2 separate regions of the Homo sapiens genome follow, and region 1 is linked to region 2. A link is an interaction called in ENCODE POLR2A ChIA-PET data of the cell type or tissue named here. Cell type or tissue: OCI-LY7. All regions are shown on one strand. Links, peaks and the distances in the headings refer to the core of each region. The heading gives the core; the rest is flanking DNA.

What was found. ChIA-PET counts read pairs that join two places held together with the same protein. Peaks named below come from ENCODE experiments on the same cell type or tissue, not always from the same donor. Only the 100,000 strongest peaks of a DNase experiment are listed, where the experiment ranks them.
Region 1: POLR2A ChIA-PET joins it to region 2 with 11 read pairs; 2 of 35 experiments call an interaction of 5 or more read pairs at or near these places.

What each region holds. Positions count from the first base shown.
Region 1 is chr2:45,082,121-45,098,312 of GRCh38, reverse strand. No RefSeq gene overlaps it. Among named protein-coding and RNA genes, the nearest start is that of SIX2, 81 kb to the right of the region's middle. In OCI-LY7, for the core only: no CTCF peak of the experiment used is centred there; a DNase peak (open chromatin) is centred at 8,242; H3K4me3 peaks cover 986 bases; H3K27ac peaks cover 2,255 bases.
Region 2 is chr2:45,148,312-45,164,503 of GRCh38, reverse strand. No RefSeq gene overlaps it. Among named protein-coding and RNA genes, the nearest start is that of LINC01121, 99 kb to the left of the region's middle. In OCI-LY7, for the core only: no CTCF peak of the experiment used is centred there; no DNase peak of the experiment used is centred there.

The DNA.
Region 1 (16,192 bases), core at 5,636-10,635, 65 kb after region 2:
CGAGGCTGCAGTGAGCCGTGATTTATATTACATATATACACATATATATATAAAATTATGTAAATATTATATATTTATTTAAAAACAATTCATATTCAGCCTATCTCAAAAACATACAAAGGAAATCCACAAGTACTGGAAAGTAGAAAAAGAAAGCTAAAATCAGAGCTGTAAAAACCAACTAAAAACCAAATCGACCGTGAAGTTATTAGAACCAGATATGTGCTTAAGGCACTGAGGTTTTAATTGAAGTGCTTAGCTTCTTTGCATGTATGTAATTATTGATAAACAATTATTTTAGATTACATCTACTATCATGTTATTTGCTTCCTATTTATTTCCCCCATTTTTGTTCATTTTTTCTTCTTTTCTGATTTTCTTTGTGTTATTTCTTAGTATTTTATTTTATCTCCTCCATTGGATTTTTAGTTATGCCTCTTTTTTATCTGTAGCTCTTACTCTAGAGATTGCAATATGCAACTTTAGTTTTTTACAGACTGCAACTTATTAATATTATGCTACTTCACATGTAATAAAAACTGTACAACATACTTCATTTACCTCCTACTGTACTTTGTAGTATTATGATTACATATTTTATTTTACATATGTTATAAACCCCATGGTATATTGTTATCATTCATTTGCTTTAAATTATCAATTGCACATTCAGAAAATTAAGGAAAGGAAAAAAGCCTTTTCTATTTACCCCCATGCTTACTATTTCTGGAACTCTTCATTTCTTCCTGGTCGCATGTGTTTCTATCTGGTATAGTGTCCCTTTGGTTTGAGGAACTCCCTTTAGCACTTCTTGTAGTGAAGGTCTACTGGCTATAAATTCTCTCAATGTTTGTTTATCTGAAAATGTCTTCATTTCACCTTAATTTTTTTGTTTTTGTTTTTGTTTTTGTTTTTGAGACGAAGTCTCACTCTGTTGCCCAGGCTGGAGTGCAGTGGCACAATCTCGGCTCACTGCAGCCTCCGCCTCCTGGCAAGCGATTCTCATGCTTCAGCCTCCCGAGTAGCTGAGATTACAGGTGTGTGGCACCACACAGGTAAATTTCTGTATTTTTTGTAGAGATCAAGTTTCACCATATTGGCCAGGCTGGTCTCAAAATCCTGACCTCAGGTCATCTGCCCACCTCAACCTCCCAAAGTGCTGGGTTTACAGGTGTGAGCCACTGCGCCTGGCCTTCTTAATTTTTTAAGGATATATCATTTCAAGATTTAAGGTTGAAGGTTTTTTTCTTTCAGCACTTTAGAGATGTTTTTCAAATGTCTTCTGGCTTTTGTTGTTTCTAATTTTAAAAACCAACAGCAATACAAATACTTGTCACCTTGTAGATAATTTTTCTTTTTTCCCTCTGGCTTCTTTTAATATTTTCTTCATATCTTTTTAAACAATTTGACCATGATGTGTCTGTATTTATCCCATTTGGGATTTGTCAAACTTCTTGGATCTGTGTATTGATGTTTTTCATCAAGTTTAAGAAATATTCGGCCATCATTTTTGTTTTCATTTTATTTCTGTCATGTTCTGTCTTCTGTGACTTCAATTACATATGTCAACTACTTGATATTATTCCACATGTCACTGACGGTTTGTTCATTTAAAAAAATAGTTTTGTTTTCATTCTGCTTCAGTTTGAATAATTTATTTTGCCCTATCTCCAAGTTCACAGATCCTTCATTCTGAATACCCCAATGTCCCAGATGCTATGAATCCCATCTGAAGACATGATTTCAGATATTGTATTTTTCAGTTCTAAAATTTTCATTGGGTTTTATAGTGCTTCCAATTCTTTCCTGAAATACTCCCATATAATTCTTTACTCATTCTATCCATCTTTTCCTATACATTCTCTAGCACATTCCTAATAGTTATCCTTGTCTGATTCCAAGTTGAGGAGCATTCATTCTACAAATTGCTGAATAGTGCTCTTCAAAAGTGCCCTGATCTGCCAGGCATGGTGGCTCACGCCTTTAATCCTGGCACTTTGGGAGGCTGAGACCGGCGGATCGCTTGAGGTCAGGAGTTCAAGACCAGCCTGGCCAACATATTGAAACCCCATCTTTACTGAAAATACAAAAATTAGTCCACCTGGCAGTGCCCGCCTGTAATCCCAACTCCTCAGGACGCTGAGGCACAAGAATTGCTTGAACCCAGGAGGCGGAGGTTGCAGTGAGCCGAGATTGCACCACTGCACTCCAATCTGGGCGACAGAGCGAGACCTTGCCTGAAAAAGGGAAAAAAAAAAGTGTCAAGACCATGAAAAGAAAAAAAGACTGAGGAACTAACCCAGATTGGAAGATACTAGGGAGACATGACAATGGAATTCTGAGTGGGAATTTGAAGGGGGATTCTGAGCCCTCTTCATTCCCTGCTGTGTATACCCACAGCCTCAGCTAGGAATACACTGGCCCCAACCACACAGCCTCAGGCTAGTAGACCACTGTCCCCACCCACTTACCTGTGCTGGCATGGTCACTTCACCAACAATGCCTCTGGTTATGGGCTTTGCCCACTGCTCCAAATCTGGTGAATTCCCTACAATCCTGGCAGAGAAGCTGCCAGTATTCTTGACCTGCCCAGGCCTGGCAAACTTCACATCAGCTAAGTTGGGGAGAGGAGCAGCCCCAGGCTAAGACGTTACAGATTGCCACTGTCCATACCCGAAGTTTAGCAGTTTTTCAAGCATAAAAGCTTCTCAGGTGGTCTGCCTTTGATCAGTTTCCAAAGTACTGAAAAGGTTATTTTTATCAATTTTGCTGGCTTCATAGTTGGTTTTATGGGAAGAGAGGTTGCCAGTTTCCTCATTAGGCCATAGCCAGAAGTCCTGCATGAATGTTTGTTAAAGAATAATTGGAGAGAGAGAAATGTATTAATAAAGTTAGTCTATTAGCAATATTATCATAGATGTGTGAAGGACAGATCATTTGCAATGAATGTACATAAAGATGCCAATCTTGCTTGGGACGAAGACAGAATTTGTTAACTTAAATAAGCATATTAAAAATGTAAGAGCAATTGCTTAAAAAATAGACATAGACTATACAATTTCAAACTAGTCAAGGAAACCAAGGAAGAATAAAGAAAACTCAGTGGATCCATTAGAGGACTAAAAAGATGGAAAGGAAAAGAAAGAAGTATGGTAAATTAAAAATGCAAAATTATATATCGGGACAAAAGTCCCACTATGTCGGTAATCACAGTGAAAGTAATGAATTAAGCTTTCTTTTTATGATAAATAGAGTATTCAGATGGATAAAAAGCCAAAATCTAGATACACATTGATTACGAGATGTAAATCTAAAAAATAAAGACACAGAAAGATTAAAATTAAGGAATGGAAGAACTACATACTGTGCAAATATTAACCAAAAAAGAACTGGTATAGCAATATTAATAAGAATTACTTAACTCTAAAGAAAGCAATCCTGTGAGAAAGCATAGCTATTATATTGCTTTCAAGGGATTATAAATTGCTACAAACTCTGGGAAGTAATTTGTTAATATGCACCAAAGACCTTAAAATAGGGTTTTTTAAATTATGAAATTCCATTTCTTGGAATTTATCCTAAAGAAATAGGCATATGATGAGCAAAAATACATATAAAATGATGTGCCATAAATAGTAATTGTTAAAGCAAGGGGTTCTGGAGTCTAGGCTTAAATCTCTGCACCACAGTTTTCTGATTGATAACATTGGCATAATAGTTATAGCTATTTCACAGGGGTATTATAAATATTAGATGAGGAAATACACATAACACATGTAAAAGAGTAGCTGGCACATAATGATAAAAGCCAATGCTTACACGATGTTTAATATATTCAAGTTCTAAGGCATTGTTCTAAGAGAGCGAGACCTTTATACTCATTTAATTTAATGAGTGTAATATATGAGTGTAATGATTTAATTGGAATAGAATCACTTCTGAGATTGTACTAGTAGGTGCTATTGTTATTATCTTCATTTTAGGGATTAGGAAACTGAGGCACCAAGAGCTTAGTTAACTTGCCCAAGGTTATACATCTAGTTAGTGCTTGGGTCAGGATTTGAATCCAGGGAGTTTAGCTCCTAAGTCTGTGCTTTTAACACTGTGCTACTATTAATAAGCTGCAACACTGAAAAGAATACAATTGGGGATTTGGATAAATATTCGATTCATAAAATGGAACACTGTACATCCATCTTAAATTCCAGTATAGAAGTAGAGAAAAATAGCTAAATTGGATACTTTACTATGTGACAGACACTACTGTAAGCATTTTACATAGATTATCTCCACTGATCCTTATAAAAACTTAGAAACGAACTATTATTATTTCCTTCCAGATGAGGAACCTGGGGCACAGAGTTTGGGTAACCTGCCCATTATCCCACAGTTGCCCTGGCACAGGCAGGACTAGTACGTTGCTGTCTGACTCTCCCCCATTCTTAACACCACATCAATGTTATGTAGACAATGGTCACAAACTCCCCAGCCTGCGTTCCTCAGCCTGCCCCACCCTCACTTTGCATCCCAGTGATGCCCAGATTGCAATTCTTCCGAGGGAAAAGCCTGGGAATAACTCTTATAGTTTCCCTCTTTTTCTCATCTCCCGCCTTGGATCCATAATGGAGTTTCGTCTGCCTCCAAATTTATCTCAAATCTACCCACACTTTTCCATGTTTCCGAGCACCAACCCCAGTTCCAGCCATGTCATCTCAGTGACAGTAGCAGTAACCTCTCTACAGATCTGATTTACCCGCTTGTCTGCTCAAATCTACTATTAAGCAGCTGCCCGGAAGATCTTTAAAAATGTAAAGAAGTTTAAAAAAGAAATCATTTTATTCACCTGCTCAAAGTCATTGAAAGTTTCTGCGTCGCAGTTTGCATGCGCTCTACACATGCCTTCACACATCCTGCAAGGTCCCCCACAACCTGCTGCCTTTGTCCAAGGCTTCTTTCTGGGCTCACTTCACCTACAACTCTCTTCTAGTTCTGAAGCCCTCCATGCCCTCCTCTACCTGGATGGCTCCTCCCAGTACAGTTCACAGAGCTGATTCCTTCTGATCCTCAAAAACCCATCAAGATGTCACCTCCTCAGAAAAACTATCTCTGACCACCCAGTCTAAAGCAGTCATCCACTAGCTCCAATGTTCTCCCTTACACATTCCCCCATTCTTTTTCCTCCTAACACATCATTCTTTCAGCCAACAAGTATTTCCTGAGCATCTACTATGTGTCAGGCATTATTCTAAGTGCAAAGAATACAGCAGTAGACAAAACAAGGCTTACCAGAGCTTGTCATTTTATTTTTATTTATTCCTTTATGCAGTAGGATCAATCACTTAGATATTAATTTTTGCTTTATTCCTGTGGATACAGAAACCCCAGGAAGGAAAATGTGATTTCCCCTCTCCCAATTCTCAAAGCAGCTGAACCTGTGTGGTCTAACCAGTCTAGGCTCTTTGGGAGGGTCATAGCTCCCAGCTATTGGTGAGTTTCTAGGGAAGGGGCTAGCACTGGGCAAGGAAAGGAAGGAGTGGAAGCTGGTGTTTTTAAAAAGAATACTGCACCAGGAAACTGAGTAAACTCCTGGGTGCAGAATTCAGTGGGAGCAGGGATTTCCTCTGAGGGTGCAAAGCAGATGTCTCCATGGTGGGAACCCACCTGGGGGTTGATAGAACAGAGGAGGGCTTTGAGCAAGCGATCTCCAGCCCCCCAGGGAGCAGGTCCCCCAAGGACAACCCCAGAAACTGTGACAGCAGTGGGCTGAGGATGTGAGAGCTGCCTCCAATTTTCTGGCCACAAAAACCCCAGGATTTTGGTACGATCCATGGGAAAGGAAATGACCCCGGCCGCTAATGTGGAATTTGGTGCAGACTTTGGCAAGGGTAGAGCTGAGATCCAGATTTGATGGGATTTAGGGAGAAAATTTCACACCCGAGTGACGTGGAGCAACTCATAACAGTTTCTCTCGTCTACTGGGTGCCTCTTCCTCCGTTCTAGAAGCCAGCTTTGTGCTATGCTATTGTATTCAGGGCCTACTAGAACACATAGCCCCTCGGGACTTGGTATATGTTTGTTAAATGGGTGTTTCTGGAAAATTATACATTAAAATGTTAGTATGACTAACACTGAAGAAGGGGTTACAGGTGATTTTAAAATGAAAGTGTAGGCCAGGCGCAGTGGCTCATGCCTGTAACCCCAGCACTTTGGGAGGCCAGGGCAGCGGATTGCTTGAGCCCAGGAATTTAAGACTAGCCTGGGCAACATGGCAAAACCCCGTCTCTACAAAAAACACAAAAATTAGCCAGGTATGGGGATGCGTGCCTGTAATCCCAGCTACTCAGAAGGCTGGGTGGGAGGATCGCTTGAACCTGGGAGGCGGAGGTTGCAGTGAGCCGAGATCATGCCACTGCACTCCAGTCTGGGTGACAGAGCAGGACTCTGTCCAAAAAAAAAAAAAAAAACGTAAAATAAAATGAAAGTCTAATTCATCATCACTGTTACAAATGCTCCTATCTTTGACTCTAAACTTTTTTTTTTTTTTTTGAGACAGAGTTTCACTCTTGTTGCCCAGGCTGGAGCGCAATGGTGTGATCTCAGCTCACCGCAGCCTCCGCCTCCAAGGTTCAAGAGATTCTTTTGCCTCAGCCTCCTGAGTAGCTGGGATTGCAGGCATGCGCCAACACATCCGGCTAATTTTGTAGACTCTAAACTTCTGTTTCAAGGAATTTCTTCTAAGGCTATCCGAGCATATGTAAGGATATGCATATACAAGGTACTTCTGAAGCCTTTTGGTAATTGCAACAGATTGGGAACAACACAAATAGCTATCAGTAGGGGACTTACTAAATAAATTGCAACAAAATATTATACAGCTGAAAAGAAAACTCTTCATATAATGAAAGAGAATTACCCCAGGATATATTGCTAAATGAAAAAAACAACAGATAGTGTGCGTGATATAATAGGTCAAAGGAAAAAAATAATGGGCAGGAATGTGTGTTTGCTTATGCATCACATACCTCTGGAAGGGTAAAGACACTGATTGCCTCTGGGGAGGGGAACTTTGTGTCTGTGGAGTGGGGCGGAAGGGAGAGTTTTTGCTGATTATCTTTCTGACTTTTTTGAGCTTTTAATCATATTAATATGTTTTCTATTTTTAAAAAATAGTTAAATATCCAAATAAAATCCTTGTTTTCTTTTCTGTTTCTTTTTTTTATTTTCTCATAAGTGAAAAACTACTTGCTTTTCTTAATTTTGAAAAAGGAAAAAGAGGGTGGTGATTCCTCAAGGATCTAGAAGGAGAAGTACCATTTGACCCAGCAATCCTATTACTGGTATATACCCAAAGGATTTTAAATCATTCTACTATAAAGACACATGCACACGTATGTCTATTGCAGCACTATTTACAATAGCAAAGACTTGGCCCAACCCAAATGCCCATCAATGACAGACTGGATAAAGAAAATGTGGCACATATACACTATGGAATACTATGCAGCTATAAAAAAGAAAGAGTTCATGTTTCATGTCCTTTGCAGGGACATGAGTGAAGATGGAAACCATCATTCTCAGCAAACTAACACAGAAACAGAAAACCAAATACCGCGTGTTCTCACTCATAAGTGGGAGTTGAACAATGAGAACACCTGGACACAGGGAGGGAAACATCACATACCAGGGCCTGTCAGGGAGTGGGGTCAAGGGGAGGGAGAGCATTAGGACAAATATCTAATGCACGTGGGGCTTAAAACCCGGAGGATGGGTTGATAGGTGCAGCAAACCACCATGGCACGTGTATACCTATGTAACAAACCTGCATGTTCTGCAAATGTATCCCAGAACTTAAAGTAAAATAAAATTTTAAAAAAGGAAAAAGAGGTAACAAGGGAACCCCATTGATAGAAAGTAAGGTCTAATTGAAAAGGACAAGAAATCTACACCATTTTTGGCCTGGAAATGTGTTTTGAGGTGCCCCTTTGTATTAAGGATGTTAAGCCAAATGTAGCTGAGCCTTTTCATCAATGAAACTAGTAATATAATAACATGGGAGGGTGTATTTTCTTAAAACATATCCTGTGGATTCCTCTAAATAGAAGTGATTTTAAAATTCCGTTACATTGCAGTCTTCTCTTTAGACCTTATTGTCATCAACATCTGCTTTTTAAAAGAAAACAGCTCCTACCCAAGGAATACCGCTGAGCTCTGTCAAAGCTACTTACAGGAACCAAAACTGTCTAAGTCTGGGGCCTGAACGTATGCACGTGTGCAGCTGTGGGGCTGATGCAGAACCGAATGAAGAGCTGGGTACAGAGCACATGGGAAATAAAATCAGTGTTGGCAGCGGGTGGGAAACCAGGCGCTTTAAAAGCTCAGGGTTTTAAGCTGTCTTTAGTTTCCTAGCCTAACAAATGAACACCCTAGATGAGATAAGAACCCAAACATCCTCGAAATGTATCTCCCTGTACTTTTATTATGCCACCTGCCCTCGTGGGGCTTCCAGAATTCAGAGGCACATCATGATGGTCTCCACTGTTTGGGAGCTGTACACTGCAGATGTCCTCACTGGATAATCAACAGGTAAGACCTTCTTTAATTAAGTCCCCGCCACACAGTGTTTTTGAGCTGGAAGGGCTATCTCCAGCTTTTCTATTTCCCAAATAAAGAAGCCAAGTCCTAAGGAGTATAAGTAGTTTGTCTAAGATCACCCAACAAGGTAACGGCGAGACTTGAGCTCTTGATACAGCACTCCTTCTATTGTTTGTTGCTGTTGTAGTTATTGTAGCATGGATGCATCTGTAAGAAGCAGATCAGGGTTGGGGACTCCTTTCAAATGCTGGTGGCTGGTGGCACTGCTAATTTGCTGGGAGACGGTAGACAAGTTCCTTACACTTGCTGAGTCTCAGTTTCCTTGTCCCAAAACTAAAATAAAACAAGAACAATCTCACGGTTTGATGAAATGGCCTGGAAAAGATAAGATTTGGAGTAAATACAAGTATCCCATCCCTACTTTTGGTCTCTTCGCAGATGGACTCTGTTTCTTTATTTGCAAAATGGAGAAAATGGAGATGGCCCTACGGTCCCCTCCAGCTCAGACATGCTGTGAAAGGCCTTTGTATACAGAAGGTGCAGGAAAATGTTTATTAATTTTAATTGATTGCAGTACTATTTACCCACATTGACTTCCAGGCATTTTGTTAGCTCAGAGAATAGAGTTGCTTCCAGTTTTACCCCTAAGCTTTCGTTGGGACTTCGCGGCTGTCAGCTGTGCATTTTTCCTTCCCTGCTGCTCTGGGGTGTGGGCCTGGATTCAACTCATGGACTGGGAGCAGTCAAGGGTTTTCATTTGCCACAGGAAGATCATGGGCAAGTGAGCAGAACCCTGTCTCACATGAAGGACCATAGGTATTTTTAATTCAGGGCTTGAGCATATAGATGGCAACCAGGGAAGAATACCCTTTCTCCCTCCTTCCCGGTCCTCCTCCCCAGCCCACCAGCTTTGCTGGTTAGTCCGTAGCTATGAACCAGGAAGGGGGGGAGCACCAGAAGCCCATCAATCACTACTACACTCTGGCCCCTTGGCTCTCTGGCCTGTTCCCATCCATCTGGTACTTGTCTTAAAGGCAAGAGTAAAGTCCTGAATACCCCCGGTTCCTTTCTCCCTAAGGAGAGGCCAAAACAGTAAGCTGAGAGAAGAGAAGGGACGTAGAAAAAGATACACTGAGAGGCAAATGATTTAAAGCCCACCAACCATTTCAGAAATGACTAAGCCTGTGATGAACAGCTGGATTCTACTTCCCAGGCTTATACTGAGGAATAAGTGAAATTAAATAAGGCAGTATATGTAAAATACCTGGAACAGTGCCTGGAATATGGCATAAGCTCAATAAAGGGCAACTGTTATTGTTATTGAAGTCCTGGATTTAAAGCCAGAGACTTAAAGCTGGAAGAATGTGGTGAGAAATTTTAAAAGCCACGCACATACATCAGAAAAACTAAAATATAAAATAGTGACAACACCACATGTGGGCACGGATGCAAATCACTCATCCATTGTGGGTAGGATTATAAAATGGTACAGCCATTCTGGAAAAGTTTGATAATTTCTTATAAAACTAAACATGCAATTACCATATAAGCCAGCGACTGTACCCTTGGGTGTTTATCCCAGGAAAATGAAGTGTTTTATGTTTACACAAAAACCTCTACATAAATGTTCATAACAACTTTATTCCTAAGAGCCAACAACTGGAAGAACCCCAGATATCCTTCGATGAGTGAACGGTTAAAAAAACTGTGGTATATCTGTATCATGAAAAACTACGAAGCAATAAAAAGGAGCAAACTATTGATACATGCAACAATCTAGATGAATCTCAAGGGGATTATGCTGATTTTTAAAAATCAAATTCCAGGAGGTATCATATACTGTATGATATGATTCCATTTACATAAGATTCTTGAAAAGACAAAAGTACAGAGAATTAGGACACATTGCCAAAGTTCCAAGGTTACCAAAGGTTAGGGACGGGGTAGGGGTGGCGTGGAGGCAGTAGCCAGGGGGGAAGGTGGATGTGGTTACAAAAGGCCAGGAAAAGGGATCCTTGTGATGATGGAACTGTTCTCTCTTGACTGTGGTGATGGATACTACAGCCTCTGTAGGTGATAGAACTGTGTAGAACTTAATACACACATGGAAAACTGGTAAAACCTGAATGAGTTTAGTGGGTTATATCAACATTAATTTCCTGGTTGTGCTATTATTATACATAGTTTTGCACCCAGTTAGGGAAACCTGGGTAAAGGGTATTATTTCATAAAACTGCATGTGAATCTATAATTATCTCAAAATAAAATGTTTAATTAAAAAACAAAACTGTAAAGAATTGTGCGTGCGTGTGAAATACTATTTCTTTTTTTGTTTGTTCGTTTCTTCTTTTTTTTTTTTTTTTATTTTACTTTAAGTACTGGGATTCATGTGCAGAATGTGCAGGTTTGTTACATAGGTATACATGTGGCCTGGTGGTTTGCTGCACCTATCAACCCATCATCTAGGTATTAAACCCTGCATGCATTAGGTATTTGTCCTAATGCTCTCCCTCCCCTTGCCGCCTAACCCCCAACTGGCCCTGGTGTGTGATGTTCCCCTCCCTGTGTGCCTGTGTTCTCATTGTTCAACTCCCACTTATGAGTGAGAACACACGGTGTTTGGTTTTCTGGTCATGTGTTAGTTTGCTGAGAATTATGGTTTCAGCTTCATCCATGTCCCTGCAAAGGGCATGATCTCATTCCTTTTTATGGCTGCATAGTATTCCACGGTGTATATGTACCATATTTTCTTTATCCAGTCTATCATTGATGGGCATTTGGGTTAGGTCCAAGTCTTTGCTATTGTAAATAGTGCTGCAGTAATCATACGTGTGCATGTGTCTTTATAGTAGCATGATTTATAATCCTTTGGGTATATACCCAGTAATAGGATTACTGGGTCAAATGGTATTTCTGGTTCTAGATCCTTGGGGAATCACCACACTGTCTTCCACAATGATTGAACTAATTTACACTCCCACCAACAGTGTAAAAGTGTTCCTGTTTCTCCACATCCTCACCTGCATCTGTTGTTTCCTGACTTTTTAATGATCACTGTTCTAACTGGCGTGAGATGGTATCTCATTGTAGTTTTGATTTGCATGTGAAATGCTATTTCTATAGTAAGAATTCTAGAAGCACATTTACAGTTGCTTAAATACCAGATAATTGATTATTGCACTGCTTGTAATAGCAAAAGACTGGGAGAAACTTAAACATGTCTATCAATAGGGAACCAGTTAAATATAGTACAACCATGAAATGGAATGCTATGTAAATTTTAAATAAAATGAAAAAGCGTGGCTCATGCCTGTAATCCCAACACTTTGGGAGACCGAGGCGGGCGGATCACAAGGTCAGGAGATTGAGACCATGCTGGCTAACACGGTGAAACCCCGCCTCTACTAAAAACACAAAAAATTAGCCGGGCGTGGTGGCGGGCGCCTGTAGTCCCAGCTACTCGGGAGGCTGAGGCAGGAGAATGGCGTAAACCTGGGAGGCGGAGCCTGCAGTGAGCCGAGATTGCACCACTGCACTCCAGCCTGGGTGACAGAGGGAAACTCCGTCTCCAAAAAAATAAATAAATACATAAGTAAGTAAATAAAATGAAAAATCTCTTTATGTACTAATATAGAAAGAGTCCAAGGATATATTGTGGGTGGTGGGGGTAAAAAGCAAAATGAAGAACAATGGATACGGAATAATAAAATTCGTATGTTTTAAAAATTACTTGGATTTATATATATTTTTAAATTTCTAGAAGTATATACAAGAAACTAATAACAGTGGCTACCTGTTTTGTTCTGTTGTTTTTGAGGGGAGGGGCACAAATTAAAAAATTAAATGAAGAGAGGTTAAGGTTGGAGGGGGGTGGTGAAGAGGGCCTCACTGTATGTCTTTTTCCAGTAGGCAATCAAGAAGCACTTGTTTAGATGAACTTCCTCTCAACCGATGCCACCCCAAAAGAAGAACACTTGTGTCTTTCACATTCATTTGACAGTTACCACCCTCTAGGACACGCACTTCTGCTATTTCCCTGAATTTTTAATGAACATTGTGTCTGTGGAGCTGGGGCTTGGCTCCTTCACCACCTCGCCGTGGCTGTCTGTCCATCTGCCTCCTTTCACCACCCTGCCTGTGCCTAAGGGCCCCAGGGACAGTCCTCTTCATCTCTCCCTCAGGTGTCCATCCCAGGCCCTTAGGTGAACTGGGCCCTGCTTAGCCTTCAGTTCCTGTCCTGTCCCAGCAGGAGCATTCACCTGTATTAGAGCATTGTTTTCATGGTTTAGAATAGGCTCAACCAACTTATACCTCCAGTGGGCCATGCTGTCCCCCTCCACCTTGTGCCTTTGCACACATGGCCCTCTCGCCCTAGAACCACAATGTAGAGCTCCCTTTCCATTTATTTACTAGACATTTATTAAGCACCTACTATATGTCAGGTACTGTGTGAGAAAGGGTATGTACTGGTGAACAAAACAGACGAAAACACCTGTTCTCAATGAGTTTATAATGGTTTTAGGTGAAATGTCTGTTTCAGAAAAACTTGACCTCCTGAGCAGTATGGATGCCCCTCCTCGGTAACTACTGTGGCCCTGTTCTTCCGCATCTGCCTATGGGACAGGACTCCCTGGGTGGATCTAACGGGGTGACCCTTTCACATCGTGGAGGGAACTTCCTTCCACATACTGGCCCAGCTGGCAGCCCCGCCTAGGCCCTGCCCTGGCCAGGAGATTAGCTCATTTCATAGAATTATTTGGAAGATTAAGTGAGATAATTGGTTGCAAACTGACCAGCACAGCACCTGAGGCAAAGAAGAATAAACTTGTATTCACTGTAGTGTAGTACAGGGATTACACACAAGGATTTGGAGGTCAGGCAGGGTTCAAATCTTAGCGTATCACTTACTGTGACTTTGTGCAAGCTACTGAATTATTCTAATTCAGCTTCTTCATCTATCAAATGGGGACTCATTATAACAGCTAAAATGTTGTTAAAATGTAGTATGCACATTTTTAAGCTCATGCATCATTGTCTCTTCAATTCTCAAAAATATCCTGTGACTTGCATCCCTATTTTACAGCTCTGCGAAGGCACGCGCTGAAAATCACACAGCTGGAAATGGTGAATCCAAGCTGCCCAGTACCAGAGGGCGGGCACTTAACCCTCCACACACCCCAGTCTTTCCAGTAGAAACTACCTCAACAGGCTGTGGTAGGAGTTAGACGAGATGACACATATGAATCACTTGGACACCATGTTCAGCAAGTGGTAAGTGATCCATGCATATTCACTGTGCTCAATACTATTATTGCTGTTAATTTGCTTAGTGGTGAAATAGTTTCGCCATCTGTTTGGATAAAGATAGACTGATAAAGATTTAATTGAGGGAGTAAAGCCTTTTGTCTTATCCAGTCAGAGCAGAAGAAAGAGCAGCCCAGTGTCAGAGAGCTCAGTCAAGGTTGGGTCCAAGGTATTATTTCCCCACAGATGTTTCCACAGTGGCCTGCACTATGTAGGGCACAAAAGTGGACACAGCAGAACCTTGGTGGATACTTTATGACCTGGGCAGAATGGGATCAACCTGGAACTTTATAAAGCAAGCTGACCTCCTGCATAGGTCATCAGTCCACCCAAACGCAGGTATTTCCTGAGACCCTCCTATGTGTCCATGCTGCAGGGAGAAGGGAGAGGAGGGTGGCATGGGTGCTGTTGGAAGCCTCACAGAAGCGTGAGTGATAGACGGGCCAGCTCTCAGAAGCACTCCAGACAACACACGGGCGTGAGATGTTAAATAATACCATCTGCCATGCATGCACCTCCAAACCAACCACCAGCCCTGGGACCTAGCTGGCAGATCCATTTTATCTTTGCTCTCTCTATTCAACCCCACCCTCCACCATGGCCCAACATCCCCCCAAACATGATGGTGATGTTCAGTGTGGCTTCAATTCCCGTGACCTTGGGGGAATGGTCTGTGTTTCTGAATTGCTCTCCTTAGTCTAACCATCTAGAAGGAGCTTTTGCCTGATGTGGTGAAGTTTGGCCAAACTCCTTGCTCTAGTCTCCTTCATCACCCAGTTAGTCTTTGCCACTCCCCGAGGTTTACCCAGAAGCAGACAAAGCCAACAGGCAGGCTCAGACAGACAAGGTGTCCTGGGCAGGCTCACATTGGGCATTCCTTGAAACTGGTGGCTTAAAAATTCATTAAACATCTGGAGGAAACAGCAAGAGCAGTGGGTGAAGGGCAGGGAACACTGCTCAGTCTCACCCCCCACCATTCAGCAAAGCAACAGATCTGCAGTGAACAGACGCTGCCACCACTGTTCGTAGCCAACATCACCACCCAGAGACAGGTTAGCAACCACCAGTTGCAACTGAAGCACGTGCCTTTTGTGGCTTGTCAAACTATTCCTTCTAACTGGTTACAAAGCCCTCCTTGAGAGCACTTCCTTCATTACACAAATATTTACTGATCACTTGCCAGGGGCTGGGGATACTGCAGTGAATCAAATAGTCAGTAGCGGCTTTGAAAAATTTTATTTATTTAACAAACATATGTGACAAGCACCATACTAAATACTCTTCAAGATTCACTTATTTTAGCCTCATTTACAGCCCTTTGAAATCGGTACTATTATTACCCCCATTTTCCAGATGGAACAACTGAGGGACAAAGTTAAATAGCTTAAATGACAAAGCAGGATTTAGACCTGGGTGATTTGGTTCCTTAGTCTATATGCCAAACCCCAAAAGGCAAATATCCTTTTCCCTAGTCCATACCATTTGTTGCCTCTTGTGAACTGGCACCTCTTAACCTAGAAATGCCCTCAGGGCAGGGCTGGGCTCTCAGTTTTCCTCAAATGAACAGACAACAGGGCTGGAACTCCCTCCCCGACCCCTTCCATGCTGGTTGGGCAAAGACGGAGCAGGGCTTCCCTTCCCAATCTTGTGGGCTCAGTTCTTTCTGGGGAAACTTTGAATTTGGGGCTAGCATGAAGTGGAAATTCTGGGTACCTACCTGAGTCAGGCTCCATTCCTAGAAATCTGACATGACTGGGTCCCTTGTCCATACCCTGGCAGGCTCCAGCCCTCCTCAGATGGCAGAGGGCCCCCCAGGACCTGAGAGGAAGGGGCTTCCCCTCCCCTTGCTCTTAAGGGTGGTCTTCTCCTCCCCCTCTTCTCAGCCTCTCCTTCCAGGTCACCTTCCAGCTCCTCTGAGCTCACTGCAGGCCTGGGTGAGCTGACCAGAGCTGGGTTTGGAGAACCTGGCAGCGAGGGGTGTCCTTGGGGTTTGAACTTAAGCTCCTCAAACTGCTCAGAGACATTTCCCCAGATCTTTACCCTAAATGTCTCCATGCTGCAGCTCAACCCCATCCCATTCCTGCAGCCACTGCTGACCTCGTATCCATGAGTGGCCCATCCTTTCATGCTCTAACACCCCTTCCACACTCTGCACAGTTCTCACGTTCCCTCCTTCCACAATGCTCAGTTCCTGAACAAAACAGATCTTTCTTGTTCCCCAAACCCCATCTTTGGTTTAGTCTATAAAATTTGTCAACTTTTTCCCTAATGAAAAAATCCCTCAAGAGCATCAAAC
Region 2 (16,192 bases), core at 6,980-11,979:
TGAGCGGAGGGGCATTTGCAGCTCTGCGTCTCCCAAGCTGGCATCACACTGGGGGAAGAATTTCCATTAACCAGAAAGATATTCTGTCTAGTTATTGCTAAAGCTAGGACGACTTGCTGTCCTTGATCCATTTCGGGACTGGGAAAGAGTACCAAATGGAATCTGATCAGAAAGTTGTCAACATGTTGTCAGTGTTTCAACCATTCCAGACCTGGTAGGGGCAGTTCTCTGCTCCCAGGTGCACATCAGGGAGGGATTAGCATTATCCTGTATGTGTGTTCTTTTCTCTCTCTCTTTTTTGACCATATTTTCAGCATTTTATGGTCAACATGTTATTCCAACAGAAATTCTAAAGGATAACTCTAGAACCTTTTTGTCTTTAAAGCAAAAAATAACTCTTAGGATAGTCAGATAGCCCCAGGATTGTATTTTTATAGGCAGAATATAAATTTTTAAACACTTCAGTAGAATGACAAATACAAAAGAGAATGACAAATACAAAAAAAGTCTAGTGTAACCTTTTAAATTAAACATCAGCCCTATGACAGCATGAAAAAAGTTTCATTAAAATTTGGGGCATCATTAAATTCATTCGATTGGTAGAGCATTTAGAAAATCCCCAATCGCATTGTTTACAAAATTTGCTTGCCACATTTTTTTAACGTTTGGGGTTTGACCGTCCTTTATTTACAAAGAGGGTAGAACAAGAGACTGAAAAAATTAATCAGCTCCATTTCCACTGAAGGGTTTTTTGAGCTTAGTCATAGGTACCGAGCAGGAGGCAAGAGACCCACAGCACAGACCCGGCCTTCAGGAGCTGTTGGTCTAGTTGAGGGAACAAAACATGAATACCTGAAAATATACAGACAGGAAAGCAAGAAGTCTCAGGCAGCCAATAAGTGGTACAGCTACAAACATGCAGATTGTCCATCCTTCCCCATGTGAAACACATCAAAACTTGTTTTCAGTTTAAGACAACACTGGCTCTTGGTTTAAGCCGTCTCTGTATGTGGTCCCCTCTCAGATCTCAGTGCTGCCTGTCACTATTGCTTCCCCATCACCCCATCCTCAGCTGCGTATTGGGGTTCAGACCAACCTGCATTACACCCCCAACAGTGCTGGGCTGTAGGGCAAGTTACCACACCACTCTGCACCCTAGGTCCCTCACTCGTGAGTGATAGAACTGTCTCACAAAACAGACTGTCAGGAGGATTAAGTGACACAGTGTATGCAGAGTGCTTAAAGCAACACCGAGCGTGTACGTGGTGCTCGGTGCAGTCAGTGATGATCAGTGTTCATATTTCTGCCGTTGCCCATCCGTCCCACATCAGCCAGTCCTGCTGTGGTCAATATCTGCTGATTTTATTTGGATGAAAATGAATTTGTTCTGAAATGCTTCCATAAGCTGTTTTTTGAATGTTCATGGCTTTCATGTCTACCAGCTCCCCCAAACACAACCTTCTTCACCAGAGATGGAAGTCACAGTGTGATTCACATCACTGTGTTTTCCCCAAAGGGCAAAATAACAGACTGTACAAATAAAGGGACAGCTTTCCCCACCACAATAGGATTAACTTTCAAAGGTCTTGCAATGGATGTAGAAACCCTTCTTGGCACCAAGGCTGACATTTGGTCCCAAATGTCACTATTCTGGAAAACGTGATTTCTTGCAGTTTTCACTGGCCTTATTTATGCAACTCAAATGCTTTTTCTCACATCAGATTTTCACCTCAATCTAGTCCCACAGTCTCTTAGTCATCCCTGCTTCTGAACTGCCTGATGGCCAAAGGACCCCATGACTTTTCTCCAGGATTCTCCCTTCTTACCCCTTGGATGCGGCCTTCTCCTGGGGCTCTTTTCTTCCCCACGTCTTCTGGGGCTGCCTTTTGCTCTTCAAGATAATGTGCATCCCCCTCACCCCGACTCAGCAGCTTTCTCCCCATGGTCCAAGCTACTCCTCTTTCCTTCTCTCTTGGCGATATGCACCTTCCTGCATCACCAGCCTCTGTAACCAACTGGCTTCCGAATAAAATCCTAGTTGTCACCTTTAGGGTTGTAAGCCTTGGCCATCCTGGGAGCTCTTCTTTCAAAACCAGCCTTTCCCAAGTTTCTCCCTCAGGCTTTCTCCTCCAACCAAGCTCACTGTACCCTTGGCCTTGCTCTGTCTCCCTTCTCAGGCTTTCTTCATACCTGAGGAAAGGTATACTTGTCTGGTCCTGAGTGAAGGGGTGGGGGGCTTCAGGGAGTGAGGAAGGATAGGCTGGAGCCATGACTCCTGGCGTCCCTTGGTTCGTCCTGACTTCCTCCTTATAATGATCTATTAAAACAGTTCTGGAGCCTGTGGTAACCACCTCCCTCAGAATCTCTCCTGGGACACCTGCCCACCAGCACCATCCAAAAGCACAGTACTTTCCAGGTGAGTGTGTTGAGACTCTCCCTTCTCTGGCAATGGAAACACCTTCCCTTTTGTGTCATGTCCTCAAGGATGTTTCTTGACAAGAGCTGCACTTAATTCAGTTCTTTATAGAACCTGGCCTCTTGCTATCATTGGATTAAAAGTCTCATTCAATTATGTTAAATGCAATTAATTTAAAATGTAAAGATAACTTGGGTTTGCTCTTAGAAGTGAAGGATAAAAAAGAGAGGATGCTGAATCTCTGCTCCCACAATGGAAAATGAATGTGATCAAGGGAGGTGTTAGGGTGACCAGCCCTGAAGTGGGGAACTCCCCTGGGAGAAGCCAAAGCTTGTTATGTCCCAGCAACTTTGGGAGATGGAAAGAAGTGTTCACAACAACTCCTACCTACTTTGATGTGCAATTTCCTAATCTTTAAGCAATCAAGATTTTGAAAATATTCACACACTACTGAGTAATTAATTACTCAAAAACATCAACTTAACTACATTCTCCCTAACAAGTAAACATTTCGTGCACACATAAGCAATTCAAGTCTTCACAATTCTAATATATCAAATTCCCCTAATTGTTTTAAATGCCTTAACAAATAAATCGACAGTAATTTGATGATTGCAAAACTCATCAGTTTACTTACACAGTCTGTTACAAAAGGGCTAACACCACACACTTAAATGTGATTCTTTTTCTTTGTTTTTATTCAGGTCTTTTTTTGTCGAGTTGCGTATGATTTCTACTCAACTATCCTGATGAGCCATAATTACCTTTTCAGCTGAGCTAATGTTGCAAATACAGGTGGATGGTCTTAATTCAGGACAGGGGATAAGGGAGTGGAGTATACTCTCCAAAATGCTGCGGCTCAAGGGCAGTGTCACACAGGCTGGGCACCTTGTGATGCAGAGACTTTGTTCATTGCAGCAGAACTATTCAAAACATAGGCTCTGGCCAAACAGATGTATTTATTTATTTATTTTGAGATGCAGTCTTGCTCTGTTGCCCAGGTTGGAGTTCAGTGGCACGATCTTGGCTCACTGCAACCTCCACCTCCTGAGTTCAAGCAATTTTCCTGCCTCAGCCTCCCAAGTAGCTGGGATTACTAGCATGCTCCACCATGCCTGGCTAATTTTTGTATTTTTAGTAGAGATGGGTTTTCACTGTGTTGGCCAGGCCGGTCTCGAACTCCTGTGATCCTCCCTCCTTGGCCTCCCAAAGTGCTGGGATTACAGGTGTGAGCTACCGCACCTGGCCAACAGATATGTTGTTATGGTTTTGATCTTAATCTTTTCCCCCAGATAATGCTTGTTTTGAGTATCTTCCCTTGCCAAACATATAGTCTGATAGAAGTCAACTTTGTAACTGCCCCCTCTGAGTGTCTTCTCTTTGTTTTACAGCAGGTATAAGCCCATTTTGCAATTGCTGGTTCCCAATGGGCCCTGTCCTGATTCTATTTTTGATTCAGGTACTTGGTAAATTTGGATTACCAAAACTATAGAGTTGCGGTGTTGATGTTCTGTATTCCACTAACTAACTACAAGACAAGTAGTTAGTTGTCAAGTAGTTAGTGACTTGCCTAGACAAGTCACTTTCCCTAAGCTCCAGTTTCCTGTCTTAGACACCATCTCTGAAGTCCGGTCACATCTAACCATCTGTGACACTGATGCTTGAATTCTCAGTGGCAAATTGTATGCCACATACCACATATGCTGAGGATGTGGACCTTCAGGGGTTGGTGTAACCAGTGCAAGCTGGAGTTAGAAAAGCCCTGCGATGGAGACCATGGGCCAAGCAGAATCTTGAAGAAGGGTAGAATTAGATTGAAAGAGAAAAAAAGAAAAGACAGTCTAGAGAGTGGGGGAAACAGGAGCAAAGGCCTGGCAGCAGGAATTAGTTGGCCCCATGAAAGTGGCCTGCAAAGTAAAAATATTCAAGAGGAACCATAGTGGGTACAATTACCACTAGGATGGGTATGATCATTTAGTGAAGTTGAACTTGGACATGTCTATCCTGGCAGCTCTATTATCTGTTACCTAACATTCTTCCAACTTGACAATTGCTTATAAGATTTTCTTTAAAGATATAATTTTAAATCCAGACATACCTTCGTAAAAGGGTGTTGAGTCTATGTTCTCTGTGCCAGAAGTTGGAGGGGAAGGCTGCTATCTACCAGACCCTGAGCTTTATGAGTGCCACGGCTCTGCCACCTTTCCCTCTTCATACCCAGCCCCTGTCCTCCTGTTGCAGTTTTCTGTTGTGGCATAAGCAATGCCCCCCAACACACAAGGGCTTAAGACAACGATTCGTTATCTCTCATGATTCTGCAGTGGTGTGTCAGGGTTCAGTCAGGTGGTTCTGCTCCACTTAGTATTAAATATAAGTGGGGTCACTCCTTGACTACAGTCAGCTGCTAGATGGGCTGGGCTGGAAGGCCAAGGCAGGCTTCTTTCAATGTCTGGTGCCTTGGTGCTTCTTCATGTGGCCCTTCCTTCTGTCGGGCTTTCTCCCCACGTGGTGGCTCTATTAGGGTGGTCAGACTTCTTACTCGGCTGCTGACGTCCAAGAGAGAGGAAGCAAAAGTTGTCTTAAGAAAGAACTGTGGCCAAGTGCGGCGGCTCACGCTTGTAATCCCAGCACTTTGGGAGGCTGAGGCGGGTAGACCACCTGAGGTCAGGAGTTCAAGACCAGCCTGGCCAACATGGTGAAACCCCTGTCTCTACTGAAAATACAAAAATTAGCTGGTTATGGTGGTGTGCACTTATAATCCCAGCTGCTTAGGAGGCTGAGGAGGGAGAATCTCTTGAACCCAGAAGGCAGAGGTTGCAGTGAGCTGAGATCATGCTATTGCACTCCAGCCTGGGCAATATAGGAAGACTTTGTCAAAAAAAAAAAAAAAAAAAAAAAAAAAAGAAGAGAAAGAAGAAAAAAGAATAAGAAAAAAGAAAGAAACTGTGTTTGGGAGTTCCAGAATGTCATTTCCACGGCATTCTATAGTTAAATCAAGTCACAAGGCCAGCCCAGATCAAATAGAGATCTTGATGGGAGGAAAAGCATGCCAGGAAGAATTGATGGGATGGTAACTATATATATATATATATATATATATATATATAATTTGTGTGTGTGTGTGTGTGTGTGTGTGTGACAGTGTCTTGTTCTGTTGCCCAGGCTGGAGTGCAGTGGTGCAATCTCGGCTCACTGCAACCTCTGCCTCCTGGATTCAAGCAATTCTCCTGACTCAGCCTCCCAAATAGCTGGGATTACAGGCATGTGCCACCATGGCCAGCTAACTTTTCTATTTTTTTGTAGAGACAGTGTTTCGCCACGTTGGCCAGGCTGGTCTCAAACTCGTGGCCTCAAGTGATCCTGATGGTAACCATCTTTGAGGACTGTCTACTCCATCTCCTCCCACTGAATGGTTGTTCATACAAGTTGCTAGAATAATTCAAACAACAGCGGGCAAATAGACCTCAAAGCCAATACCAATCCCCATGCCAGGTGTTGGAATTTCCCATCTGTGAGCAATGGCAATAAATGCTGGTGGTTCTGCTCATTTCAACTCTTCACCCTACACCTTTGTTACTGCTCTGTTTTTTAAGTATCAGTCTTTCCTCCCCCTAATTAGTCCAAAAGCTCACAGGACAGGGGCCACCTGTTCTTCTCTTATGTGACTAAATTTACCTCGAGTCAGGATGGTAGGTTCTGAAGGAAGTTGAATTTGTATAAAAGTCCGTGCATTCATATTTCTTGAGCACTAACTAAAGGTGTAGAGTTTAGTTATAGCAGTGAACAAACAAAACCCCCACACTCATGGAGCTTACACTGTTACTGAGTAATAATAATAACAATGATGATAATCATATCTACTATGTATTAAGCACCTATTCTTTCTCTACCAGATATTATGCCTGTTGTTTGACTTACATTGTGCTCTTGATCCTCCCAACAGCTCTATTGTTGTCTCCATTTTACAGAGGAAGAAAATGAGGCTTTAAAAAGATTATGTAATTTTCCCCCAGGCCACAGAGTTTAGTAGTGACAGAGACAGGATCCAAATCCAGGACTATGAGGCTCTAAAATGAGGTCCATAACTTCTCTTCTGATACTAGTTAGCAGAGCAGAATGTTGATTCTCAGTGCAGTTTTCAGTTATCCCAAGAACATGATGATATTGCCAAAACAAAAATAGTAGGCAAGCACATGCAAGTGTGCATGTGTGTGTGTGGTCACGCACATGGGTGAAGTGGTTGGTGTTGGGAAGCCTAACAACTCTAACACTATAAAGCAGTGGTTCCCAAAGGGGTCCATGAGTCAAAACTATCTTCATAACAGTACTAAGACATGATTTGCCTTTTTCATTCTCATTCTCTCATGAGTGTACACTGGCATTTTCCACAGCTCATATGATGTGTTATATCACAACACCCTGGATGCAGAAGCATATATGAGAATCAAGCCGGCTTCTAATAAATCAGACATTTAAAAGATTTTCAAAAACTGAAGTCCGTGCCAGGCTTCTCACTAGATTTTGCTGCTAGTTCTGAATATGTAGTTATTTTTCATAAAAGTGTTATTTGTGTTAATACATAATGGATTTATTATTGTTATTTTTAATGAAGTAATGTTCAAATTTTAATGAGGTAATAACTGGTCCGTTTTTCTCAGTCTTAATTGCTAATATGGAAATTATTGATAGATATAATTCATATAAGCAAACGCTCATTGGAATCCTCAGTAATTGTTAGAGCATGAAAAAGAGTCCTGAAACCAAAGAGTTTGAAAATTGCTGCTGTAGTGTGTTGCAACTGGGAGAAAAAAAAAGTTGGACGCTAAAGATGTAAGTCTTCTTCCTGAGTTTTGGGGAGCATTTTCAGAGATCTAAAGGAGGTGAAATGAGATTCTTCAGGGTTAAGAGGAGAGAGCATCCTGGAACCATGAAGAATGCTTTGAAAGTTAGAGTCAAGCTGCATGTTCTGTTCTCTCCTACCCCCGCAGTCCAGAAGTCCTGGCAGAAGCTTAAAGGTGAGACATGCTGTGCCCATTGCAGATTATGGCAGTAGCCATTTGCTAAGGAGACTGAAGCTCTCTTTTGCGCTGGAGAGCCAATGCTTTAGAAAACACTGCTGTGGTGGACAAGTGCATGGCCCTGACATCTGAGAGTATTGTGTCAGGGCTGATCTTCATACACCCAATATCTACAAACAGATTTGATTCAGAAAAGAACACAGGCAAAGCAACATCTGCTTATCGTCTTGATTCTCTGGAGCAGTTAATCCTTGGCTCTGAATGAAAACTGGGAAAACAGAGGCTTGGAAGCCAGATGCTACAAATGAGGAAATGCATTGCTTTGTCATTGCTGAATGAACCCCCTGTCTTTAACTCCAGCTCCCTGCATTTGGGGTAAATAATCTCACTGAGCAACTTGATTAGATCTAAGCCACGCATTTAGTTTTTCCTAAAACATTTTTGTCACAGCCGTGAAGATGTGAACGAAGCATCTACACAAGTGACTAGGTGTACACAGCCCAGCCTCACCTGATGTGACCTTCAGTCAGAGAAGCAGAAGATGCCTACAGACTGGCAAGTGCATGGAACCAGCCCCAGGCTAAACAGTGACTGCTAAAAGGCTGTTAAGTGTGCAAAGGAGCTCATCCCTAAAGGTGGGATTCCAGGCCCTGAGACAAAGTGGAATAAGGTGAGTCCAGGGAGAAAGGATTCATGGCTCATGAGGAACAAATCATTGCTTCCCTGTAGAAAATGGGCACCATAGTTCTCTTTGCTGTCACCACTGCCAGCATCTCCTTTTCCGCTCTTCTTTCCTACTCCTTGCTTGTTTCTTGTTTCCCACTCTAATTTCAAGGCCATTTTTTCTTTCTACACTTTTGCTTCCTTTTCTAGGCTTGGGGCCTGGAATTCATGGCACTTCTGGAGACATGAGGTACCTTCAGTTTCAGAAAATAAGAAGCATGTGAATCTCATCTTGGGTAGGTTTTCTTTAATTTGGTTAGGATAGTGATACTATCTTTATACAATCCCAGTAATGGAGATGCATGTATCTGAATATTTAGTGTCATGCCAACCACATGTTGAATTGTTGACAACACTTATCTCAAAGGCTCTTAAGATGACAAGGTAGTGCACCTCCAATGGAGGATCCCAGGCAATGAGACAGAACAGTGTGAGTGACATTCAGGGTAGAGGAGATATTCCAGCCCTTCTCCAGTTACACCAAATGGCCAACCATCTAGTTCAATTATGTAAAAGGCAGCCTGCATCAATGTTCATCTGCATATGAGATTTGCTTGTAAACTAAAATGACTTCTGATAAAATTAGCTTCTACAGCCAAGAGATATGGGGCCTTTAAATTTCACATTAGTAATCTTTTTTTTTTTTTCAATTGAGCATTCCTCCAGCAAAAAAGTGACCTCTTAAGCTCTTAAGGCCCCATCTGTAAGAATGAGTTGACTGGGTGACTTAGCTCCATGAACGGAGAGGTAGAGCAGCATTCATTTATTCATGCAACAAATACTTAATAAGGGGTGGCGGGGGGGGGGGGCTTTCTGGCAGAATGTGGGGAGGGGCAGGTATTACTAGCTTTATTCACACTTCAGATTGAGCCTCCTGGGCAGCAGGACCTGCTTTGCAAACACAGCCAGAGTCTCTGAGAGAGGTCTCTCTGCCTCACAGTGAAGAATTAACCTCCAGAAATCAAGAGAAGAGGAAGAGAAGAAGAGTCTATAGGCTCCGTAATGTCAGCTTGCCATTCAGAATGGTACAGCAAGCAAAGTCTTCCTTCCCTTGCTTTGCCTTCTAGAATTTGGCAGAAAAGAGCCCTCAGAAGCTCTGCATGAGCATGGCCACTTCTCTCTTGAGCAGGTCAAGCGGGAGCCCTCTGCTCTGAGGCTGCTTGGAAGGGAGTTGGAAAGGCCCTTCCAGGCTCGCCCCTCAGCCTCTCTCTAATGCTGGCTTACTCTCCTGGTCCAAGCACTGGATCAAACTCCGCTGGGAAAAGAACCAGATTAAGTCCTATGCAGGCATTAACCCTCAGTGGGACAGTGGTGAGGAAGCAGCAGCTGGTAAAAAGAAAAAGAGAGAAGGAAAGAAGAGAGAGAAAAGAAAGAAAGAAAGAGAGAGGAAGAAAGAAAGAAGGAAAGAAAGAAAAAAGAAAGAAAGGGAGAGAAAGGAACAGAGAGAGAAAGAAGAGAGAGCGAGAGAAACAAAAGAAAGGAAAGAAAGAAAGAAAAGAAAGGGAGAGAAAGAAAGAAAAGAAAGGGAGAGAAAGGAAGGGAGAGAAAGAGAGAGAAAGGAAGAGATAGCGACAGAAAGAAAAGAAAGAGAAAGAGAGAGAGAGAGAAAAGAGAGAGAGAGGAGAGAGAAAAAGGGAGAAAGAAAGAAAAGAAAGAAAAAAGAGAAAAAGAAGAAAGAAAAAGAAGAAAGAAAAAGAAAGAAGAAAAAAGAAAGAAGAAAAAAAAAAAGAAAAGAAAGAGCGAGCCAGGTATTTGGAATAAGACAACTTGGATTCAAATCTTAACACTTCTTAGTTGCATGATCTGGGACAGGTTACTTAACCTCTTGGAGAGATGGATATTTATTTCCTTCATTACTGGTGAAACGAGGAGAATGATATTGCAGGCTGATATGAGAGTTCAGAGAGAATGTTTGTTAAATACATTTTTCTGTTATAGAGCAGTTTGGTTATAGTGGCAGTCATTATTAATTGATTTTATCAGATCTTTCTTTGAGTGACAGCTGGCTGGGAGGAAGTCTGGCAGGAGGCCTGGGGAGGAGGGATGGAGGAAGGGAAGGTGAGGCCTCCCCCATGAGAGTGTGGTCCAAGGCAGGCTGGCCTGCAAGGGCTGCTGGGATCTAGAAGGCACAGGAAGCCACAGGGAAATAGAGGAGGAATACAGGGGAAAGGGGGATGTAGGAAAGAAGTGAGAAAGATCCCCAAATCAAAGTGCTGATCTGGGGAGGCATATGAGACCCCTGGGCTTGGCTTCTGTTGCTGAAACAGAGACTATTGAAGATCCAGAAGTGATGAGTAGAGGCCTGGGGCCTGCCCTGTGAAACAACTCAGGGAGCAGAGAAAGGAAGTCACGGGAACCTCAGGCTTCCACTCTAGGGTGACTTGTAGAGAAACTCTTGGGGTTCTGCATTCTTCGGGCTGGGGTGAGGGTCTGTCTTGCGCCTTGCAATGGGTGGGAGAACTCTCCAGGCATTGCTTTGGTGGGAGAGGAGCAGTGGGCAGGCGGTTGGCGGTCAGCCTTAGACATTGGGAACCGGCGCTTTGCCCACTCACTGGGAACCTAGAGGCCAGGATGAGGTGAGCCACAGAACCCCCAGATTTAGCTCACAGCTGATTAAGAAACCGCTTCTAATAAAGACCACTCATTTTCTTCTTCTGTAAAAGGAGACAACAATAGAGCTGTTGGGAAGATCAAGAGCACAATGTATGTCAAACAACAGGCATAGAACAGTCTGTTAAAGTCTTGGGCATCCCAGGTTATCTAGACTTCTGAGGCATTCACAGTTTTACCCAGGGAAGCACAGCCAGTTCCTTGGAGAGGAGGGAGAACTCCTGAAACTCACTGTAAATTAACTTTAGACTGATTTGTATAGGCCCCAACTATGCTAATGCAGCCTCAAGGGTTGAACAGGCCTCCCCAAACATGAACAACCACAGTAAACGCTCTCCGAGTTCACTCACGCTCCCTGGCCGCCAGGTTCTTACCGCATTGTAAACTATACATTTGCAAATCTCACAGCTAATCCACAGTACAGCCTGTGTGCAATCCAATATGGGTCTGAGAGCCCGGAGGCACCCTTGTGGCACAAGCAGACCCTGTCTTAAGCCTCACACTGAAAAGTACAACCCGTTAGCCAGACTGCAAAATATGTAACTTGAAGTCCCCCTGCCATGAGAACCACGTCTCTGGAATTTCCTGGCTTCGGGAGGGGTGGCGTTCAATTTCTAACCTTTGCTTTATGTTGCTGGAGCCCTCGCATTTTATTCCTGGGGTCGTTTCTGTATTCAGTAGGGAGGTGAGGGGGCAGGGATAAAGGAATGAAAGAATCTCCCTAGAAAAACGAGGAGCCGAAGGCTGCTAGGAGTGCGCCATGGAGCCCCATCCGGGCCTCGCACGGTGAGCTAGTGGACCAAGCAATGCAGACACAAGCCGTGGATGTGCTCCTTCTGCCCCCTCCCCACAATGCCAGGGTTTTCCCACAGCCTGGTAATTGTGGCAGAGAGTGAACAGCTGTCATATCAGGACAAGAAGGCCAGGCTTGGGGTCAGAAAACCTCGCTGCCAGCCCTGGTTTTGCCATTTGGTCTCTGAGGGTCCTTGGGCAAATCACTTTATCTGAGTTTCAGCTTCCTCCTTCTTAAAGGGGTGAATGGACCCTCACAGTGAATTGTGAGGATTGAATGAATGAAATGGGGAATAGAGGGCACCCAGAAGTCAGTCTAGAGAGTTCTTTGCAATATCTAGATGCAGGAATTCTTCCTCTACAATTGTGTACAGAAATAAATAATCTCTTGAGCAGCCCCTGTGCTTGGAATATCTTGCTCGGTTATGAGGGTGACGCTGAGGACAATAAGCAAGGCCACCATGAATGCACCACTGACTGCTGAGGACAGGCCACCAATGCACTCAGAAGATGATTGACGCAAGAAGGCATCTTTTGCTAACAGTCAATAAATGTTAAAAAGAGCTCAGAGAGAAGAATGAGCATTAAATAATGCATGATAGATTTTTTTCACAGAGAAAAGAGAGCTTGAAAATGCTTCATCTTATTCTCTTTGGCCTCCTGGGAATATTTTTCATGCCCCAGAAGTCTAGCAAAATGTACCCAAATTGGAACAGTCACAAAATGTACCCAAATTGGAACACAGTGGCAGCAATATGTTTAAGAGTGGCTAGCTTTGTGAAAATGATAGGGTGGGTGATTTTTTTTCATACTTTTTTATGCAGTGAAAATTGATCATTAGAAAAATTCCCAGTAACTATTCATTTAAAAATAAAACAAAATACAAATTTTTTAAAAATCTGAACCAGGGAGTTTAGCTCTGTATGGTCTTGAGCAGGTTACTTAACCCTTTTTAACTTTTGTTTGTTTTCATAAGTGGAAAAACAACAGTAATTCTGCTAACGTCAAAGGGTTCTTGTAAGGATTAAATAAAGTAAAGCAAGTAAAGCACTGAAAGGAGCACCTGGTGCTTGGTAAATCTCAATCAAGTTTAGTTATTATTATCGTTGTATATTATCATCACAATGATCAACTCATTCTTGAAATTAAAAAATAATGGAATGAGGTTGTATTTGTTGTTTTTGCACTGCTATAAAGAAATACCTGAGACTGGGTTAATTTATAAAGAAAAGAGGTTTAATTGGCTCACGGTTCTGCAGGCTGTATAGGAAGTATAGCAGCTTCTACCTCTGGGGAGGCCTCAGGAAGCTTCTAATCAGGGCAAAAGGTGAAGGGAGAGTGAAGCTTTCACAGGGTAGGAGCAGGAGCAAAAGAGAGTGAGCAGGGAGGTGCTGCACACTTTTAAATAACCAGATCTCATGAGAACTCACTCACTATCGTGAGAACAGTACCAAGAGGATGGTGCTAAACCATCGTGAGGAAGCTGCCCCCATGATCCAATCACCTCCTGCCAGGCCCCAGCTCCAACACTGGGGATTACAGTTGAGCATGAGATTTGGGTGCAGACACAGATCCAAACCATTTTAGAGGAGTTGGTGTCCTCCTTCCTGGATGGCAAAAGGAGAGTAATATGAGCAGGCTCAGGCAGAACAAGGAAGAATCCAGTTCTCCTTAACAGGAATAACAAGGTCTATTGTTCCCAAACAGGCAGAGCCAAAGCATGCTAAGTGAGAAATAGTCCTCCCACCATGTGAGAGTACGCTGGGCTGCCTTTCCATTTTAAAGAATTGCCTTGGTGAGATGTCTTCAGTTCTTCTGGTAAGTAAAATAGCCAGTCTTTCTTTTTAGGAAGGAAATTGAACTGGAATTGGAGACTCCACATTCACCCTGATAAGAGCAGAGCACAGTCCACCCCTTTAGAGTGTGTGTGACAAGCAAAAGAAAGCCTCATGAGCATCTGACCCAAGTTCTGCAAGGAACAAGGTGCTAAGGGGCAGCACCTCCTCTTTTTGTTGGGAGGGGGTGCTACTAAAGGGAGAACAGAAGCACCTGACTCTGGAAATTTAAGAAGATGGTGGCAGAGATCGCTAGCTGCCTCCTAATATCCATCTCTTTTTTTGCTTTAATAACAGATCCCAGAGTTTTAGTTGGGCACGTGGGTGCCCGGATTAAAGGCAACATTTTCCAGCTCCCTTGTCTGTCAGTGTTGCCATGTGACTAGACTTTGGCCAGTTGGATGTGAACAGAAGTAATATGTGCAAATTCTGGGTCACATCCCTAGAAAAAGGAGCATGGGCTCCTCTTCTCCCTTCATCCTCCTTCCTCCTACTGGACTGTAGACATGATGACAGGGAAGCTGGAATGGCTCCTAGATCACAAAAAGGGAGCTGTGTGCTGAGGACTGCAGAGCTGCAAGACAGGAGTCAGGGTTCACACACTGCCAAGATGTCTGGTAGACACAAACTGTTCATGCTCAGACTGTTAAAGAGAGAAACACTCCTACCTTATTTAAGCCATTCTTATTTTGGTCTTTATTACCGGAGCTAGACTTGTTTTCTACTTAATATGGAGAATAAGATGAATAAAAGACAAGAAACTGGATTTGGAGGAGAACAGTTGGAAGAGTGAGAATGTTCATGGGGGACCCTCCTTGCAAAAGTCTAAGACTGGAAGGGCCATTGATTCAGAACAAGGAAGAGATTGAGACATTCAGAGATTGAGCCCTTGCCTCTCCCATACTCTGTACTACTCAATGAAAGCTGCCCAACCTCAGGAAAGAACTGCATAGACCTGGGCCTTTTTGGTCTGGTGGGATTTTACAGGACAAGTTGGTCCAGGGAATTAAAGTCTTTTCTGCACTTTTAATAAAGCAGTACTCCTCAAAATGTGGACTGCAGACTGGTGTCAGCACTAAAACTGTCTGTAACCATGAGCTAAGTATACAAATTCAGAGTTAGCATTTAACAACTTCTATAACAATTTGACATTGTAACATCTCAGCACATGGTTATTTTTCTAGTAATTCACTTTTATTGTATTTGACAAAAATGTTATTCTGCAGTGGATTGGAGATAAAAATTCTGGTTCTTTATCGCAGCTAGTTTGAGAGGGAGAAAAGGGCTAAAAATGCATTGGGAAGGTACTCCAAGTATAAAGATTTCTTGATGTTTCCCATAGATATTGAAGTATGACAGCTGAAAGAGAAAAATAAGAGGCCCTGCATCCACTGCCATTTGTGAGCTCAGCATTATGCCATCACCATGGGCAGAAAGTGAAGCAGAAGTCTTCACTAGATGCCCTCAGCTAGCCAAACACACTGACCCTCATACAGAAGCAAAATGAGCATGTGTTAAATATTTTGTTTAACACATTAAATTAAAGAGCTACTAAGATGTGAAAACTGATTCAAAGGAGGATGTAAAGAACAGGTGTGTGTGTGTGTGTGTATTTTTTAAAGTATTTTTTATTTTTCCATAGGTTATTGGGGTATAGGTGATGTTTGGTTACATGAGTAAGTTCTTTAGTGGTGACTTGTGAGATTTTGGTGCACCCATCACCCAAGCAGTACACACTGAACCCTATTTGTAGTCTTTTGTCCGTTGCCCCCTCCCATAATTCCCCCCAAGTCCCCAAAGTCCATTGTATCATTCTTATGTCTTTGTGTCCTCATCGCTTAGCTCCCACATATCAGTGAGAACATACAATGTTTGGTTTTGCATTCCTGAGTTACTTCACTTAGAATAATAGTCTCCAATCTCATCCAGGTCACTGCAAATGCCAGTAATGCATTCCTTTTAATGGCTGAGTAGTAGTCCATCACATGTATATACCACAGTTTCTTTATCCATTCATTGATTGATGGATGTTTGGATTGGTTCCATGATTTTGCAATTGTGAATTGTGATGCTATAAATTTGCATGTGCAAGTATCTTTTTCGTATAATGACTTCTTTTCCTCTGGGTAGATACCAAGTAGTGGGATTGCTGGATGAAACGGTAGTTCTACTTTTAGTTCTTTAAGGAATCTCCACACTGTTTTCCATAGTGGCTATACTAGTTTACATTTCTACCAGCAGTGTAGAAGTATTACCTGATCACCGCATCCGTGCCAACATCTACTGTGTTTTTGATTTTTTGATTATGGCCATTCTTGCAGGAGTAAGGTGGTATCTCATTGTGGTTTTGATTTCTATTTCACTTTCCCTGATCATTAGTGATGTTGAGCATTTTTTCATATGTTTGTTGCCCATCTGTATATTTTCTTTTGAGAATTGTCTATTCATGTCCTTAGCCCACTTTTTGATAAGATTGTTTGTTTTTTTCTTGCTGATTTGTTTGAGTTTGTTGTAGACTCTGGATATTAGTCCTTTGTCAGATGTATAGATTGTGAAGATTTTTCTCTCACTTTGTGGGTTGTCTGTTTACTCTGGTGACTGTTCCTTTTGCCATGCAAAAGCTCTTTAGTTTAATTAAGTCCCAGCTATTTATCTTTGTTTTTGTTGCATTTGCTTTTGAGTTATTGGTCATAAAATCTTTGCCTAAGCCAAGGTCTAGAAGGGTTTTTCCAATGTTATTTTCAGAATTTTTATAGTTTCTAGTCTTAGATTTAAGTCCTCAATCCATCTTGAGTTGA